Regions from separate parts of the Homo sapiens genome. Here regions 1 and 2 are each linked to region 3. The links are chromatin loops, found by intact Hi-C in ENCODE. Cell type or tissue: CD4-positive, alpha-beta T cell. All regions are shown on one strand. Each heading gives the region's core, and the rest is flanking DNA. Links, peaks and the distances in the headings are about the cores only.

Region 1 (5,595 bases), core at 596-5,595, 81 kb before region 3:
GATTACAGGCATGTGCCACCATGCCTGGCTAATTTTGTGTTTTTAGCAGCGATGGGGTTCCTCCATGTTGGTCAGGCTGGTCTCGAACTCCCAACCTCAGGTGATCCACCCATCTCGGCCTCCCAAAGTGCTGGGATTACAGGCGTGAGCCACCGCGCCTGGCCACGCCCGGCTAATTTTTGTAATTTTAGTAGAGACGGGGTTTCACCATGTTGGCCAGGCTGGTCCTGAACTCCTGACCTCAGGTGATCCACCTGCCTCAGCCTCCAAAAGTGCTGGGATTGCAGGAGTGAGCCACTGCGCCTGGCCTGCTTTATTTTAATTATATATCATCTTTTCTTAACAGCAACATGGTATAGCTGAACTCCGCTCAGAATACTACTAGAGGAGAGTTTCATTTTCTTTTTATTTATTTATTTATTTATTTTTTGAGGCGGAGTCTCGCTCTGTCGCCCAGGCTGGAGTACAGTGGTGCCATCTCCGGTCACTGCAAGCTCCGCCTCCCGGGTTCACGCCATTCTCCTGCCTCAGCCTCCCAAGTAGCTGGGACTACAGGCACCCGCCAGGATGCCCGGCTAATTTTTTGTATTTTTAGTAGAGACGGGGTTTCACCATGTTAGCCAGGATGGTCTCAATCTCCTGACCTCGTGATCTGCTCGCCTCGGCCTCCCAAAGTGCGGGGATTACAGGCGTGAGCCACCGTGCCCGGCCGAGAGTTTCATTTTCTAATCAGTTCTTGAAGATGCTTCCACATATGTCTGTCATATCCTACAGAGAGACAATCACTTCAAGGTATCATTAGCACCTAAAAAATCTCTAAACAAATGTGGATGCCAAATTATAAAAACTACTACTAAACAAACATCCACAGATCTCCTTGGAACTCCTTTAGGCACATAGGAATGTCCACAATCCCTTACTAGTATTGACATATCTTTCTATGGAAATACAGATGCTCCTAAATAAGCCAAATAAACTAGATCATGTGAGCAAGGAGGTATAACAGTTAAAAGGATTCATATAAATAAAGTGAAACAGAGAAACAAACATCTTCAACAGTGAACAGGTCTCTAAGAATGCTGCTTTTTCTCCGTAAGAGATATTACACATTTGTTTTATTTTATTTTTTTTGAGATGGAGTCTCACTCTGTCGCCCAGGCTGGAGTGCAGTGGCACAATCTCGGCTCACTGCAAGCTCCACCTCCCGGGTTCACGCCATTCTCCTGCCTCAGCCTCCCGAGTAGCTGGGACTACAGGCGCCCGCCACCACGCCCAGCTAATTTTTTGTATTTTTTGGTAGAGACGGGATTTCCCCAAGTTAGCTCGATCTCCTGACCTCGTGATCCACCCGCCTCGGCCTCCCAAAGTGCTGGGATTACAGGCGTAAGCCACCGCGCCCGGCCGAGATATTACACAATTTTTAAAGATACAGTGAGCTAGCAGCATCTCCCCCTCAAACACCGACTGGCTCTACAGATTCTTTATAGAATCTGCATTCTAGAGAAATAACTTTCACATCACTATAACAACAACAAAAGCTAAAGGAAAACTATCTTTATAAAGAAGTTATTTTAAAGCCCAGAATAATTCAGATTATTTAAGATATCATAAAGCATTAATCCAAAAAGGTATAAACAGTGAAGATGCAAAAGAAATGGTAAGATTATGCAAACTTACGAGGGTCATAAGGCACATGCCAGTACTGACATCCCACATCTTAATAGTCTTGTCTCTGGATCCAGACAGCAAGAATGGCCCAGGTTTACCACTTTTTTTAGTCTACAGAAAACATAATAAAAATTAAGTTTCCCACACAAGAAGTTAGGTATGGACTTTAAATGGCTTCTATCTAATAATGATATATATTTCCAATTTTTTTGTTGCATTTTGGTTTTTTGTTTGTTTTCAGACGGAGTCTGGCTCTGTCACCCAGGCTGGAGTACCGTGGTGCAATCTTGGGTCACTGCAACCTCCGCCTCCCGGGTTCAAGCGAATCTCCTGCCTCAGCCTCCCAAGTAGATGTGATTACAGGCACGCACCACCACATGTGGCTAATTTTTGTATTTTTAGTAGAGATGGGGTTTTGCCATGTTGGGCAGGCTGGTCTTGAACTCCTAACCTCAGATGATCGATCGGCCCACCTCGGCCTCCCAAAGTGCTGGAATTACAGGCGTGAGCCACTGCGCCCAGCCCAATTTGTTTTTATCTGTTGAAATACACAAGTCTTTCACACCATACCTATGCTACACAGGAAGGACTCAGATAATGTAAGAACAGAAGTCTCTATTTAGGTTAGGACTCAGTTTTCATAAAACCAACAGATAATAAATTTACTTTTCAAGATTTCTGTAATCACTATTTAATTTAACTTTTACAAATCCAACCAAAACCAAATTTACTTATTTATTTTTTTGATCTGGATTAGGGAATATTTATTTATTTCAAGACAGGGTCTCATTCTGTCACCCAGGCTGGAGTGCAGTGGAACAATCATAGCTCACTGCAGCTTTGAACTCCTGGGATCAAGCAATCTTCCTGTCTCAGTCTCCCTAGTGGCTGGGACTACAGGAGTGTACCACCACACCTAGCTAAGTTTTTGAAAATTTTTTCCGTCATTAGTATAGTGGTGAGTTTAAAAAAAAAAAAAAAGTTTTCTGTAGAGACGGGGTCTCGCTATGTTGCTCAAACTCCTGGGCTCAAGTGATCCTCCTGCCTTGACTTCCCAAAGTGCTGGGATTACAGGCGTGAGCCACCACACCAGAATCAAATTTATGACATACAGCATGTAACCACCACCAGAGGGCAGTAAACAGAATCTCAAAATGCAATGGGCCAATCAAAATAAAGAGAACTCACAAGAGAAGATTCATTTAGAAAAATAAGTGGGATGGGGGTAGAGGGAGAGGAAACTGCCTCCTTTGTTTATTGACATGTAGTTTTAAAAATACATGATAGGAATGCCTCTGTCAAAATCAATGTGAAGCCAGGCACAGTGGCTCACACCTGTAATCCCAGAACTTTGGGAAGCTGAGGTGGTCGGATCACTTGAGGCCATGAGTTTGAGAGCAGCCTGGCCAACATGGCAAAACCTTGTTTCTACTAAAAATATAAAAATTAGCTGGCAGGGTGGTACATGCATCCGTGGTCCCAGCTACTCAGGAGGCTGAGGCAGGAGAATCGCCTGAACCTGGGAGGCGGAGGTTGCAGTGAGCCGAGATCACGCTACTGTACTCCAGCCTGGGCAACAGAGTGAGACTGTCTCAAAAACAAACAAAAGTTTTAGACCATTCATTTTCATTCATTTATTAGAAACAGGGATCTTGCTATGTTGTCCCAGGCTGAACTTTAACTTCTGGACACAAGTGATCCTCTTGCCTCAGCCTCCTGAGTAGCTAGGACTATAGCCATGTGCCGCTGTACCTTGTAATTTTTAACATATTAATAATAAAGACCAAAACCATAAAGATCACAAAGAAATGCGTTAAAACTCCAGGCTCAGCTAGTACTTTTAAATGATCAAGAACATCAGAGGCTGCCATATGGATTAGTCTTCATTTAAAAAAACATTTATACTATCACATCTGGAATTAATTTTAAAAAATAAATACTGAACTGCATTTTACCATAAATTTATAAATAAAATCATTATCTTCATTAATGAAGGCTATTTTTCTGACAGAAAACTTTAACCTCTCCCTCAGGTTTTGTTTTACATTGAGATGATCTCATAACACTGATTTTTCTGATAAATTTTAATTCTTTAGGAGAATACCCATCACGTATCAAATCAAGGATAGGCTGACAGCAATAATCATCACTGGTTAAATAATGTAAACACATCAGCAAGCTGTGAAGAGTAGAGAATTTCAAGATTCAGAATTGCTGGATGCAGATTTTTAAATGCATTAACAGCCCTGAAACAGGGAATTAGCAAAGTTATCTAAGGACTTCAGATATCAGCAATAAAACCATGAAGACATTTGTATATACAGTACCTCAGATCCTGTTGCTTCAGAGATGGAGGAATATGAGCTTTCTGGAGCCCAGGAAATGCATTCTACCACATGCTCATGCTCTCGGAGCTCAGCCTTGCATTCCTTTGTTGCTACGACCCATACACGCACAGTCTGGTCATTGGAACAGCTGGCTATCAGAGTGCCATCTTGATTTGGCCGTACCATACGTACCCATTCTCTGTGTCCTGTGAATGTCTTCACACAGTAGCTGTCAATATAAATAATAACTTACACTGTGAATGACAATCATCAGGACACTTCCCAGAAGTGATATAAAAATATGTACTGGGATGAAGAGAATGGTACCAAGTTAGAGATGCAAGTCGACAGAATAAATGTACAATCCTGGTTAATTAAAGTAGGAACAATAAGCTAACAGACATATCATTAAGGAGCTAATAAAATCAACATCTAGAAGATAAAATATGTATAAGAAATAAAATCTTTCAAAACTAAATGCACACTTAAAAGTATTTCCAGCCATATTGGAAAAAAGCTATGCTCTACTAATCTGAGTAAAACTAGTAACTTTGTACTACAAAAATCAAGTGTAATTCTATGCACAACCAAATTCAGCCTAACAGAGGTATACCAGCACAAAGATTATTTACTTTTTGTTTTTTTTTTTTGAGACGGAGTCTCGCTCTGTCGCCCAGGCTGGAGTGCAGTGGCGCGATCTCGGCTCACTGCAGGCTCCACCTCCCAGGTTCACGCCATTCTCCTGCCTCAGCCTCCCGAGTAGCTGGGACTACAGGCGCCCGCCACCACGCCCGGCTAATTTTTTGTATTTTTAGTAGAGACGGGGTTTCATCGTGTTAGCCAGGACGGTCTCGATCTCCTGACCTCATGATCCGCCCGCCTCTGCCTCCCAAAGTGCTGGGATTACAGGCGTGAGCCACCGCGCCCGGCCAAAGATTATTTACACTTTAATTTAAACCCACAGAGAGATCACCTAAAAGAAGACCACAGAGGAAATAAGCCATTACACAGAAATGCTTCTCAAGGACATAGAGTCTCTCCTTACAATGTCTCTGTGCTCCTTTTTGGGAGACATGTACAGATCAAACTTAGTTTTAAAGTATATTTAATATGACTGTCATAATGATCATTCCGGGTTAAAGTCGAAGTGACTGCAACACCAGAACACAATTTTGTTTTTTATAAATATGTCTTTAAGCTGATGCCTTTTCTTTTTTTTTGAGACGGAGTCTCACTCTTGTTGCCCAGGCTAGAGTGCAATGGCACGATCTCGGCTCACTGCAACCTCCACCTCCCAGGTTCAAGTGATTCTCCTGTCTCAGCCTCCCAAGTAGCTGGGAATACAGGTGTGCGCCACCACACCCGGCTAATTTTTGTATTTTTAGTAGAGATGGGGTTTCATCATGTTGGCCAGGCTGGTCTTCAATTCCTGACCAGGTGATCTGCCCACCTTGGCCTCCCAAAGCGCTGGGATGACAGGTGTGAGCCACTGCACCTGGCCGCTGATGCCTTTTCAACTAAACTTACTTACCCAGTTTGCACTTCCCACATTTTTATAGTTTTATCCCTTGAGGCAGACACTATATGATCTCCATTGGGC
Region 2 (5,638 bases), core at 247-5,246, 110 kb after region 3:
TTGTTTGAAAGTATTAGAGAGCTGGCAAAACCGGGCTGGCAAATCCACACAACATTAACTACTTAGAGTGGTGGTCACCAGGCGCGGTGGCTCACACCTGTAATCCCAGCACTTTGGGAGGCCGAGGCAGGCAGTATGCCTGAGGTCAGGAGTTCAAGACCAGCCTGGCCAACATGGCGAAACCCCGTCTCTACTAAAAATACAAAATTAGCCGGGCATGGTGGTACATGTCTGTAGTCCTATCTACTCAGGAGGTTGAGGCAGAAGAGTCGCCTGAAGCCGGGAGGTGGAGGTTGCAGTGAGCTGATATTGCGCCATTGAACTCCAGGCTGGGCGACAAGAACGAAACTTCGTCTCAAAAAAAAAAAAAGAACAGAGTAGTGGTCATAACCTTTGAAATGGTCATTTGTGGCATCTGGCATAGTGCTACTAAAAGTGGTTATTGAACTGGCTGCTTAACCACAGACTATTTGTTACTGTCCACAGAGATAAGGACCTTGTGCCGTATGTTTAGGTTACCTCACATTTCTTTGGTTTAATTGACTTTTTAATGTGTTGTTTACATTCTGGCACAAGCTCTTTATCTTGTCAGGGACTGGCATTTTGAGTAGTACCAATAGCTATTCCTTATAAATATTTTGAAACCCCTGATTTTCACAATTACTTTGAAATGCCAGTGCAAAATAGCAATACTTTTGTTACTATTTACTGCCCTTAGATAATACTCTTTATCAAGCTTATTTTATAAGTAAGTTACTAAGTTTCTTTAATAGAGATTTTTCTGAAAACTTTTTTCTCCTCAAATTCCTTTTACCATGAAATTTTACGTTTGAGATATTAAGCCTTTGAACATAGACATGGGATATTTTTCCTTTTGTGTGTTTAGCAGTGAAATTTAGTTAATAGGTCAGGCTACCATTCTCGAGTTAAAGACACGAATGTGTTTGAATGCCTTAGCATGGTACTTAGATGTGAACTTCTTCGTCATATGTAAAACTTGACTTTCATTCCTATGTCATTGAAGGAAATGGAATTGGCCCATTTTTCTCACACACTTGACTGATTTCACAGGAATAAAATATTCTCGTTAGAAGTAAAACTGAAGTGCTTATAGATTTTATACCTTTTTATTGCTCATCATTTATCTTGTTGATCCTGAGTTTATACTGCTTTTAGTCGAGTAAGAAATACAAAGATAGTGCAAATCTTTTTTTTATGTGAAAATTGATTGAGGCCATTGCGTGCTATTGAGTAAAGCAGAAATGTGTTCGTGGTTGTTGCCCCTGGATTAACCCTCTTTTATTAGCCCCCATAAATGACAAAATTAATACATATCCAATTCTGATGTCTAAGAATAAACTTAATACCCCTTTAAATAGACTTAATGTATTTTAATGAGACTTTTAATTGCTAGCATATATTTATGCAATAAACTTCTGCTTCCACTGTCCTATAGAAGCTGTTCTTTAAAACCAACACCCACAGAAATGGAGTCAGTCACTTTTTAAAGTTATTATTCTCTTGACCTCCATCAGCATTTTATATTTTTAACCCATTCTACATAGTTGCTCATTTAATCCTTTTGATCCAAAAATTAAGGTTGTCTGTTGTGAAATAACTCCTATTTTCATTTTTATTTGTAGTTGTCTGGGATACTTTTGGTTAAGCTTTTATTTTCAACCTTTGGATCATTTTGTTTTAGCCGTAGTTTTTGTTTAAAACAGTTTATTGTAATTAGTTGGTTTTGTCTTTTGTAATCTAATCTGAGAGTATTATGAGTTTACTATTTACATTCATTTCACATTCATTTTATATCATGCTTTGTTCTTGCTGCTTTTTTTTTTTAACACTATATGATCTGATTTTCACCTACCTTTCCTTTACTGCCCCTGATTTTATTTGATTATATTATTTATCTTCATTCTTCTAGTGTTAATATTATTATTATTATTATTTTTGAGACAGGGTCCCACTCTGTCACCCAGGCTGGAGTGCAGTGATGGGATCTTGGCTCACTGCAGCCTTGATCTCCTGGGCTCAAGTGATCCTCCTGCCTCCTGCGTAGCGGGGACCGCAGGCTCACACAACCACCATACTCCACATCCAGCTAATTTTTGTACTATTTGTAGAGACGGGCTTTCGCCATGTTGCCCAGGCTGGTCTCAAGCTCCTGAGCTCAAGCAGTCCGCCCACCTCGGCCTCCCAAAGTGCTGAGATTACAGGTGTGAGCCATTGGGCCCAGCCAGTTTATCTTCCTAAATGTGTGCTTCTATCTCTGCTACTTAGTTTATCAGCCTTAAATGAAGTCTTTTGACCCTGTGTATAAAAGCTGAGGCACTCCCTCTCCATTTCCTGTTTCCTGTCCCGAATTTTGATTATGTGTATGTTGTCGTGGTTTGTAAACACTTACATTTTATTATGTAGCCACGGTTCACAGGTGTTTTCATCTTAGCTCTCTGGTTAAAATGGCTTAACTGCTCAGTGCCAGTTGTTTTGCTATACAGTAAGTCCTCAGTTAGTGTTGCCAGTAGATTCTTGGAAACTGCGACATGAATGAAATGATGTATAGCAGGTCCTCTAATAACGTCATTTCCTTATAAGTGATGAGAAAAAAATTGATTTTGTTACGTATGGTTTCGCTTAAAGTCAAAGAACCTATTGTCAATGTTAAGTGAAGACTTACTGTAGTTCCTTAATTTATCTCAATTGATTAACTTTTTCCATTAGGAATTTCTTCACAAAGAGCTCGTGAAAACTCTACTCCTTGAGTTCCTGTATACTCAAAATGTTTATCTGTTGTCATTATAATCAAAGTAAGTTTGGCTGAGCATAAAATTGTGTCACACTTTTTTTCCTCTAAGGGCTTTGTAGTCACTGTTCTTTTGTCTTTTACTATTGAATGGTGCTGTGTGGACATCTAAAAGCAGCCTCATGTACCCTACTGCGTCCCTAACCCCAAAATCAATTGTTTAGCTTACTTGCCTAGATATCTAAAGGATTTTTTTTTCTTGTAAGCCTTAAAGTCTGGTAATTTTTTTAGGTGTTGGTATTTCTAATTCTGTATCTTTTCCTGGGAACATAGTGAGCCTTCTATTTCTGGAAAGTTACCTTGAATCATGTCTTTGAATATTTCTTTATTCTAATCCTTTGGTTCTCTTATTCAGAATCCCCAGTTATCTGCAAGGGGGTCTTCATTATTAACCTCTCTTATGTTTACTACTTTTTCTTTACTTTTTAAAACTTCTTGCTCCTTTCCATTTCATTTGTTTATTGAGATATAGTTCATATACTATAAAATTCACTCTCATAACTTGGTGGTTTTTAGTATATTGACACGTGTACAACCATGGCCACTCTCTCCTTCCTGAATTTTGTTTAATTGTGCCTGCTTTTTTGGGTCTTGCTTGCTGTATCCCTTTCTCTTCTTCTCTGTATCGTTGAAGCATATAATACCAGTTTGTTTCATAATTAGGGGTATTAACTTTGGTCACTTCGTTAAGGGGGTATCTGTCAGATTTCTTCATTTTACTGTTATTTTATCCTTTCATAATCTGATAATTGATATCATTATCAAGGTAGTTGATAATTTGTGGGGAAGTACGTTGTGACTGTGTAAATATCCTGGGTTTTTTTTTTTTTTGTCATTGTTTCTTTTTTTTCTGAAACATGGTCTCACTCTGTCATCCGTACGGGAGTGCGGTGGCTTCATCTAGGCTCACTGCAACCTCTGCCCCTTCCAGGTCCAAGCAATTCTGCAAGCTCAGCCTCCTGAGTAGCTGGGACTAAAGGTGCATGTGCCACTATGCTTGGCTAATTTTTGTAATTTTTGATAGAGATGGAGTTGCACCATGTTGGCCAAGCTGGTCTTGAACTCCTGACCTCAAGTGATCCATCTGCCTTGGCCTCCCAAAGTGTTGGGATTACAGGTGTGAGCTGCCGTGCCCAGCCCAATATCCTGTTTTTCAACAAACTTTTACTCATTATTTTTAGCATCCATTGATAATTCTTAATTGAAACAATTATTAGCATGGCGATTGCCAAATGTAATTATCTAACTCTTTCATTACTTCTACATTTAAGGATGGACTCATGTATTTTATTCTATGGTCTATAATCCTTTGTTAGCCTTCTTCATTCACATTGACACAGATTTGGCCAAAGGGAGCCCCATCAAGCAGGGTCTAGTGTACTTCTGATTTGTTTCTATCTTCCTTTCAGCATGTCCTGTTTTCTAATACAATAAAATGCTTCGGGTTTATCTTGTACTTCCCTTTCCAATTCTGGAATAACCATTTATCCAAGGAACTCCGATTCCTTTGGGGAGTGCTATTTGGAAACCAAGGTCTGGCACTCTAGGTATGCTCGTAGCGATGGGAGCGTCATTGCTTCCAGGCTCTGGCTGTGTCTCTTCAGGGTCCACTATAGTCATCCTGTTTCTGTCTGCTGTAGATTATATTAAAGCTTCATTCTTCATCCCTTCCATTTTCCTCCCTATAAGTTAGTGTCTGGAAGCATTCTTAGAGGTCAGACGAAATCATTATATTCAGGTATGGAATGCAATTTTTGTATAGATAACAAATCTATATTCATGAAATCTGATGCTGCCCATCATCCATCTTTTTGCAAGGTCTTTTCCTGTGAAAGGTATGTTTTTTCTTTTCTTTTCTTTTTTTTTTTTTTTTTGAGACAGAGTCTCTCTCTGTCACCTAGGCTGAAGTGCAGTGGCACAGTCTCGGCTCACTGCAACCTCTGCCTTCCGGGTTCAAGCGATTCTCCTGCCTCAGCCTCCTGAGTAGCTGGGATTACAGGCATGCGCCACCATGCCTGGCTGATTTTGTATTTTTAGTAGAGTTGGGGTTTCTCCATGTTGGTCAGGCTGGTCTCGAACTCCCAACCTCAGGTGATCCACCCACCTCAGCCTCCCAAAGTGGTAGGATTACAGGTGTGAGCCACCGTGCCCGGCCAGTCCTTTACTTTTATAGGTGGAGAAACTGAGACCTAAGAACTGAAGTGACTTACGTCCATGGCAAATTGATTGCAGAGCCAAAAGTGGAGTCCAGATCTCCTAACTTCCATACTAGAACATTTTTGCTGTGGGGAGTGGAGAGAGATTGGGTTGATGGTACCTGCCTGAAGTTTCCATGGTTGCTGGGTGGAAACAGCACTCTTCCTTCTGTCTTGGCACTCAAGCATCCCGATGGACATTGAATTTTTCCAATGATTGGTCATTTGATGACCAGGCAGGGGAGCAGAAAAGGAGATAGTACAGACCAGAAGCTGTTTGAGGATGTGTTGTTGCCTGACCAGACACCTTGAGGCCAGAATTCTAAGTAGTTTCAAAACTCCTCCCTTTCATACCCCATCTACTGACTTTCTGCTTTCTTCAAAATGCTCTGTTGGCCAGGTGCAGTGGTTCACGCCTGCAATCCCAACACTTAGGCTGAGGCGGGAGGATTACATGGGCCCAGGAGTTCAAGACCAGTTGAGGCAACATAAGGGGCTGGGCCCTTTTCTCTACGAAAAAAAAAAAAAAAAAAAGCTTAGTGTGGTGGTATGCACCTGTAGTCCCAGCTACTTGTGGGGCCGAGGCAGGAGGGTCACTTGAGCCTGGGAGGGTGAGGCTGCAGTGAGCCATGAT
Region 3 (5,638 bases), core at 362-5,361:
TTACAGGCGCATGGCACAAGACATGGCTAATTTTTTTGTATTTTTAGTAGAGACGGGGTTTCACCATATTGGTCAGTCTGGTCTCGAACTCCTGACCTCAGGTGATCCACCTGCCTCGGCCTCCCAAAGTGCTGAGATTACAGGCGTGAACCACTGCACCTGGACCTTAGTGTGCTTTGATATTCTACAAACAGTAGGAATAGGGATATGTCAGACACATAATACAGTGAATTATCATTCCCAACCTTACTCATTTCCTCACCATAATAACCCTTCTACTTTCTAATCATATTAAAAAGAACAAAAGTGTAAAAATACATCATACACTGACAAGCATTCATAAGGCTAATCAAAGTCACATTTACCACCTATATGTGAAATTCTTTTGAAGATGTCTACTCATGTGAATGCTTGATACAGGGCATTAAAATGACCTACCCTAGCTTATGGCAGTATCTCACAAAAAGGTCCCTTTCAAAGAGCAACACAAGAGAAAAGATCTGAAGGGGCTTTCATGCAAATTATCTTATCCTTTTTTCCCCACCTTTTATGTTCACTATTTTAAAATCTCAAATAGATTTACTGTTTTAAGTAAAACAATTGTAGTATTTTTCTTAGATTATTGCAGTATTCCTGTACCCCCTATTTCTTGCCAAATATTTCTGACATTAATTTATACTTATATGGCGAGAACAATAAAAAACATTAACAAGAGTGTAGATATATGTGTGTGTGTATCTTTATATATTAATATATACACACACACACACAGGGACAAATAAGGAGACAATAAGTGTCTATTTTAAAGCAGGGACATTGCTTTTTATTCCAATCATTCAATGCCCATCATGCAAAAAAGGTGGAAAACATTAGATTTTAAGACTTACGACAGAGAAATGACTTAGTTGTAGCAACCATTCATATCAAATAACCTTACAAAACATAAGCAAGAGAAAGACGCTGTGAAAGGGCAATACAGCATTTCACAGCTTCTGCTCCCTTACTCCACCCAGTCTTCTCGGCTCAATGGCTGTTCACAGCATCCACAAATATTAGCCCATTTTTTTAAAAAAGGATGTGGGGGGAGGTACCAACGTAGGGCTTGCTCCATCAAAATCAACATATACAGAAATACTTCAAGTGAAAAATTGGATTCCTTTCTGATTTTAAAATATATACCAGCCTTCAATTTCTTTTAGGAGATTCCCCCCTTCTGAGCAATCCAAACAATGATCATTAATGAACACGAAAGAAATCACCCTAAATACAGATTACTCTTCTGCTTTATTAAAAACTGCAATTTGCAACTGCTAATTATTTTGTGAAACTGTGTCCTAAAAGACACCCATTAGAGATTAAAAGCTAGCTAATGCCTTAAAACCAAATCAGAATTTTTTAAGTAAAAGCTTTTACTATATATTCAACATCACTATGACACAGTCAACAGGAAATTTTCCTGATTATGAGACTGGACCCCGCAGCAATTAAGCCGCCCTGCTGCAGCAAAAAAAAAAAAAAAAGCAAACACTCCTGTGGCAAAAAGGGAGGGATGACATTATCACTGGTATGAAAGGCCCAAGCACTGTCTCCTCCGCCCTAGCCTCGAAAAGAAATTCACACAAAATAACCCACCCCCCCAACAAAAACAGAATTGCCAAAAATGGCACAAATTGTTTGTTTGGCCTTTAAAACCTTATGAAACTCCAAGACTGTGTGCTTAAAGGAGAGATGGGAATATCAGTAATATCTCTATTTGTCCGGACTGCCACTTAAGGAAAGAGGGAGGGGGGACCTTGGCATGACATCGCCCATTGAGAACGAGACCACAAATCTGGTCCTCCTCTTCAAAGGCGTATTTTCTTAACCAAAAGACTGATATAAATTGGGCCCAAACCCCAAAAGAAAATTTCCTGCCCTCTTCCCAAGGAGTTTCTTGCTAAGTCACTGAAGAAAGGTAGCATAACATATAAAGCTATGGTACCTTGCTCTCTCCTACTAAATACGGAAAACCTCTTCCCCTCTACTGCTACGTTTAGAGGTGCAGAGTCAAAATGTGTCGACCACCTCAAAGGCATTTTCTCATGTGGGAGGCTAAAGAGGGTAAATATGCAGAGGCACTGCGTTTCCCAAAGGGGCAGGGAGATGAGATTAGACGAAGGGGAATGGCAGGGAGCCTCGAAGCTGAATGTTAACAGCATCAAAAGGCAACTCCCGACCGAGGAGCCGGTGGCAGAAAGAAAATCCTGCCAGATTCGGTGGGTGGATGCTGCGGATTGCTCGGTGGGCCGGGCTGCCTCTCCTCGGCGGGTGCTGAGGCTGGACCGCCGCACCGGGGGCCAGGGAGACGGTGGGCCACCCTCCGCTGGTCAACCCCATCTTAAGGACCAGTCGGGGACGGAATGCCTGGAAGGCCCTATGAGTGCCCCGGCGGCGCGGGGCTGAGCCGGTCCCCGAGCCGATAACTGAGGGTGGGGTGGGGACTGCGGTGCTCGTCTCCGCGGCCGGGGAGAGCAGGGCCGATCCTTTTCCCCAAGATCAGAGAGCTACCTGGTCCCCACGCCCTTCCAACCCAAGAATACTTTTCTTGCTAAGTCACCGAGGGAGGAGGGCGATCCCTTCTTGGGGAGGGCCGCGGGGCGGGGGTCGCAGAGGCGCCGGCAGCCCCCAAAGCCGGGCCCGGGAGGAGAGGAGCGAGGGCAGCGCCCTCCCCGGACAGTCCCCCTCCTCCGGGTCTCTCACTCAACGGCCGTCGCGGCCGCCATTTTGAGAGCGAGGAGAGAAGAAGAAGGAGGAGGCGGCGGCGGAGGCAGGGGGAGGGGAGAATGGGAGGGAGGGGACCGGCGCAGCCACATCGTCAGGCCGCCGGGTCCGGCCTGCAGCCGCCCGGGCGCGGTGGAGGAGACAGAGGGGAGGGCGCAGACCCGCGCCGCCTTACCGGAGCGCTGCACCGCCGCCTCCGCAGGGCCTCTTCCGTCCTTCACTCCCATCCACCGGCGGGGGAGGGGGAGGGAGAGGGGAGGGAGGAAGGAGGGAGGGAGGGAAGGAGGGGGGAGGATGGCGCGCTGGGCCCGGGCCCGGGGAGGGGGAGGGGAGGGGAGCGGGCGGGCTCCTCAGCCGTTCCGGGGCTCGAGTCCAAGCTCGGCGCTCGCGGTTTCTCTCGCTCGCGCCCGAGCGCTCCCCTCCTTCTCCTTCTCGCTCCCTAGACTCCCGTGTCGCTGCTCCTCCGCTCGCTCACTCGCTCTCCCGGCCGCCGGACTCCGCCGCCGCCCCGCCGCTCCAGCTCCGTCTGTCACAGGAGCTGCCCCAACGCCCTGACGTCACCGCGCCGCCGCCGCCGCCGCCGCCGCCGCCCCAGACCCGCCAGGAAGAGGGAGGGGCGGGCGCCGGGAGCGGAGGAGGGGCTGCGGCGCATGCGCCGGGCTGGGCCGGGCCGGGGCCGCGCTGCCTTCTAGCGGGCGGGCGGCTGAGCGGTGCCACCCGGCCGGCGGGCGAGTCTGCGTGCGAGGTGCTGCTTCTCACGCTCCGCACGCTTCTGTTAACCTTGGGAGAGGCTCTTTTTTCCCAGCCCCTCGTCTGACTTGCGGCCCCTTCTGAACTCTGGCTCTGCTCACCTCGCTGCCCTGCTTTTGCGCTCATGCGGCCGACCGCGGCGTCCCGTTGGCACCGTGTGTGGCGGGCCCCGGGAGGCGCGAGAGGCAGCGGGGCCCGGCCACCTACCGCCCCTTTCTGCCTCCGGCCTCCGAGATGATTTCCCAGTTTGGGGGGGAATGAGGGAGGGGAGTAGGCTGGCTGGCTTGGGAGGAGGAGCTGTTGAGGTTAAAAGGCAGATGGAATGCTGTCATTGTCTTGATTTGTATTATAGATTCTTAATTGGGAGGACTCGCTTTTGGATATGATTCAGCTATTCTTCTCCTTAGTCACACACAGACATCAGAGTCTCTCCAGGTCTCGAAACGGATGCCCAAAGAAAGGCCTGGAACTGTATCCCTATAAGGGATGTCTGTGTGTGTTTGCTAAATTATGGATTGAAATATTGATGACAAGAGTCGTCTTGGGGATTTGTAGTTAATTTATTCCACACAGATACCTATGATTTTTCTTTTCTTTTCCTTTTTTTTTTTTTTTTTTTTTTGAGACGGAGTCTCGCTGTGTCGCCCAGGCTGGAGTGCAGTGGCGCGATCTCGGCTCACTGCAACCTCCGCCTCCCGAGTTCAAGCGATTCTCTGCATCAGCCTCCCGAGTAGCTGGGAGTACAGGCACTTGCCACCACGCCCAGCTAATTTTTGTTTTTTGTTTTTGTTTTTGTTTTTGAGATGGAGTCTCGCTCTGTCGCCCAGGCTGGAGTGCAGTGGTGCAATCTCCACTCACTGCAGGCTCCGCCTCCCGGGTTCACGCCATTCTCCTGCCTCAGCCTCCCGAGTAGCTGGGACCACAGGCGCCCACCACCACGCCCGGCTAATTTTTTTGGTATTTTTAGTAGAGACGGGGTTTCATCATGTTGGCCCGGATGGTCTCGATCCCTTGACCTCGTGATCCGCCCGCCTCTGCCTCCCAAAGTGCTGGGATTACAGGCGTGAGCCACCGTGCTCAGCCGACCCTTGATTTTTAAAAAGCGAGATTTGGGGTTCTGAATAATTCAATATGGGCTATTATTTTAATAACAGGTTTAAATGAGATTATCTTATCATTCATTTGTATTGTCCAAGGAAGCTTTTTTCTTGAAACAGGCTTAAGCTTATGTGTACTGATTTTATTGCGTCACTTTATGTAGGTAAATATATATATATATACTGCATTTGAGAAGCAGCAGAGTTAACGAAAGAGACAACTTAGGTGTAAATCCTGGACCCCGCACTTGCCAGAAGCGCGACCTGGGGCAAATTACCATACCTCTCTTTGGCCTCAGTTTCTCAATAAAAGACACCTAATAACTAACCCGGCTTTTGTGAGAATTACAGAGGAGGTGCAGCCTGTGTAAAGTATCTTAGTTTCGTGGGGACTTATAGGTAACTCATGTAAACATTACTGTTGCTTGATACCAAAACAAGTTTCCTTTGTTCAAGAAAGGTTATCTCTGCCAGGCACAGGTTGCTAACCCCTGTAATCCCAGCAATTTGGGAGGCCAAGGCAGGGATGGGGAGGTTGGGAGGGGGGCCGTGGATCACCTGAGCCAAGGAGTTGGAGACCAGCAGGTGCAACATAGTGAAACCTCATCTCTACAAAAAAATTTTAAAAATTAGCTAAGTGTGGTGGCACATGCCTGTAGTCCCAGCTACTGGGGAGGATGAGATGGGAGGATTGCTCAAGCCCTGGAGATCCAGACCAGCCAGGGCAACAAAGCAAGATCTCATCTCTAAAAACAAAAAAAGAAAAGAAAAACAGCCGGGCGCGGGGACTCACGCCTGCAATCCCAACACTTTGGGAGGCTCAGACAGGTGGATCACTTGAGGTCAGGATTTCGAGACCGGCCTGGTCAACATGGCGAAATGCCATCTCTACTAAAAACACAAAAATTAGCCGGGCATGGTGGTGTGTGCCTGTAATCCCAGCTACTTTCGGGACTGAGGCATGAGAATCGCTTGAAGCCGGGAGGCGGAGGTTGCAGTGAGTCAAGATCATGCCACTGCACTCCAGCCTA

What was found. Hi-C counts contacts between places; a loop is a spot of excess contacts. Peaks named below come from ENCODE experiments on the same cell type or tissue, not always from the same donor. Only the 100,000 strongest peaks of a DNase experiment are listed, where the experiment ranks them.
Region 1: it touches region 3 in a loop (9-fold over the local background); 61 of 110 quality-filtered maps call a loop at or near these places.
Region 2: it touches region 3 in a loop (2.5-fold over the local background); 5 of 110 quality-filtered maps call a loop at or near these places.

What each region holds. Positions count from the first base shown.
Region 1 is chr17:2,672,689-2,678,283 of GRCh38, reverse strand. It overlaps PAFAH1B1 (platelet activating factor acetylhydrolase 1b regulatory subunit 1), which reads right to left. Exons shown (of 11, transcript NM_000430.4): 7 at 5,527-5,595; 8 at 3,996-4,224; 9 at 1,678-1,779. Among named protein-coding and RNA genes, the nearest start is that of MIR6776, 17 kb to the left of the region's middle. In CD4-positive, alpha-beta T cell, for the core only: CTCF peaks have their summits at 2,590 and 2,789 (motif pointing right); a DNase peak (open chromatin) is centred at 2,793.
Region 2 is chr17:2,479,231-2,484,868 of GRCh38, reverse strand. The region is part of intron 2 of METTL16 (methyltransferase 16, RNA N6-adenosine); the gene reads left to right. Among named protein-coding and RNA genes, the nearest start is that of METTL16, 30 kb to the left of the region's middle. RefSeq lists a silencer at 4,944-5,123. In CD4-positive, alpha-beta T cell, for the core only: no CTCF peak of the experiment used is centred there; a DNase peak (open chromatin) is centred at 2,478; H3K4me3 peaks cover 547 bases; H3K27ac peaks cover 1,518 bases.
Region 3 is chr17:2,591,304-2,596,941 of GRCh38, reverse strand. It overlaps PAFAH1B1 (platelet activating factor acetylhydrolase 1b regulatory subunit 1), which reads right to left and starts at 3,288. Exons shown (of 11, transcript NM_000430.4): 1 at 2,936-3,288. RefSeq lists silencers at 2,440-2,489, 2,550-2,609, 3,020-3,249, 3,300-3,519 and an enhancer at 3,354-4,082. In CD4-positive, alpha-beta T cell, for the core only: no CTCF peak of the experiment used is centred there; DNase peaks (open chromatin) are centred at 2,871, 2,941 and 3,431; H3K4me3 peaks cover 3,501 bases; H3K27ac peaks cover 2,117 bases.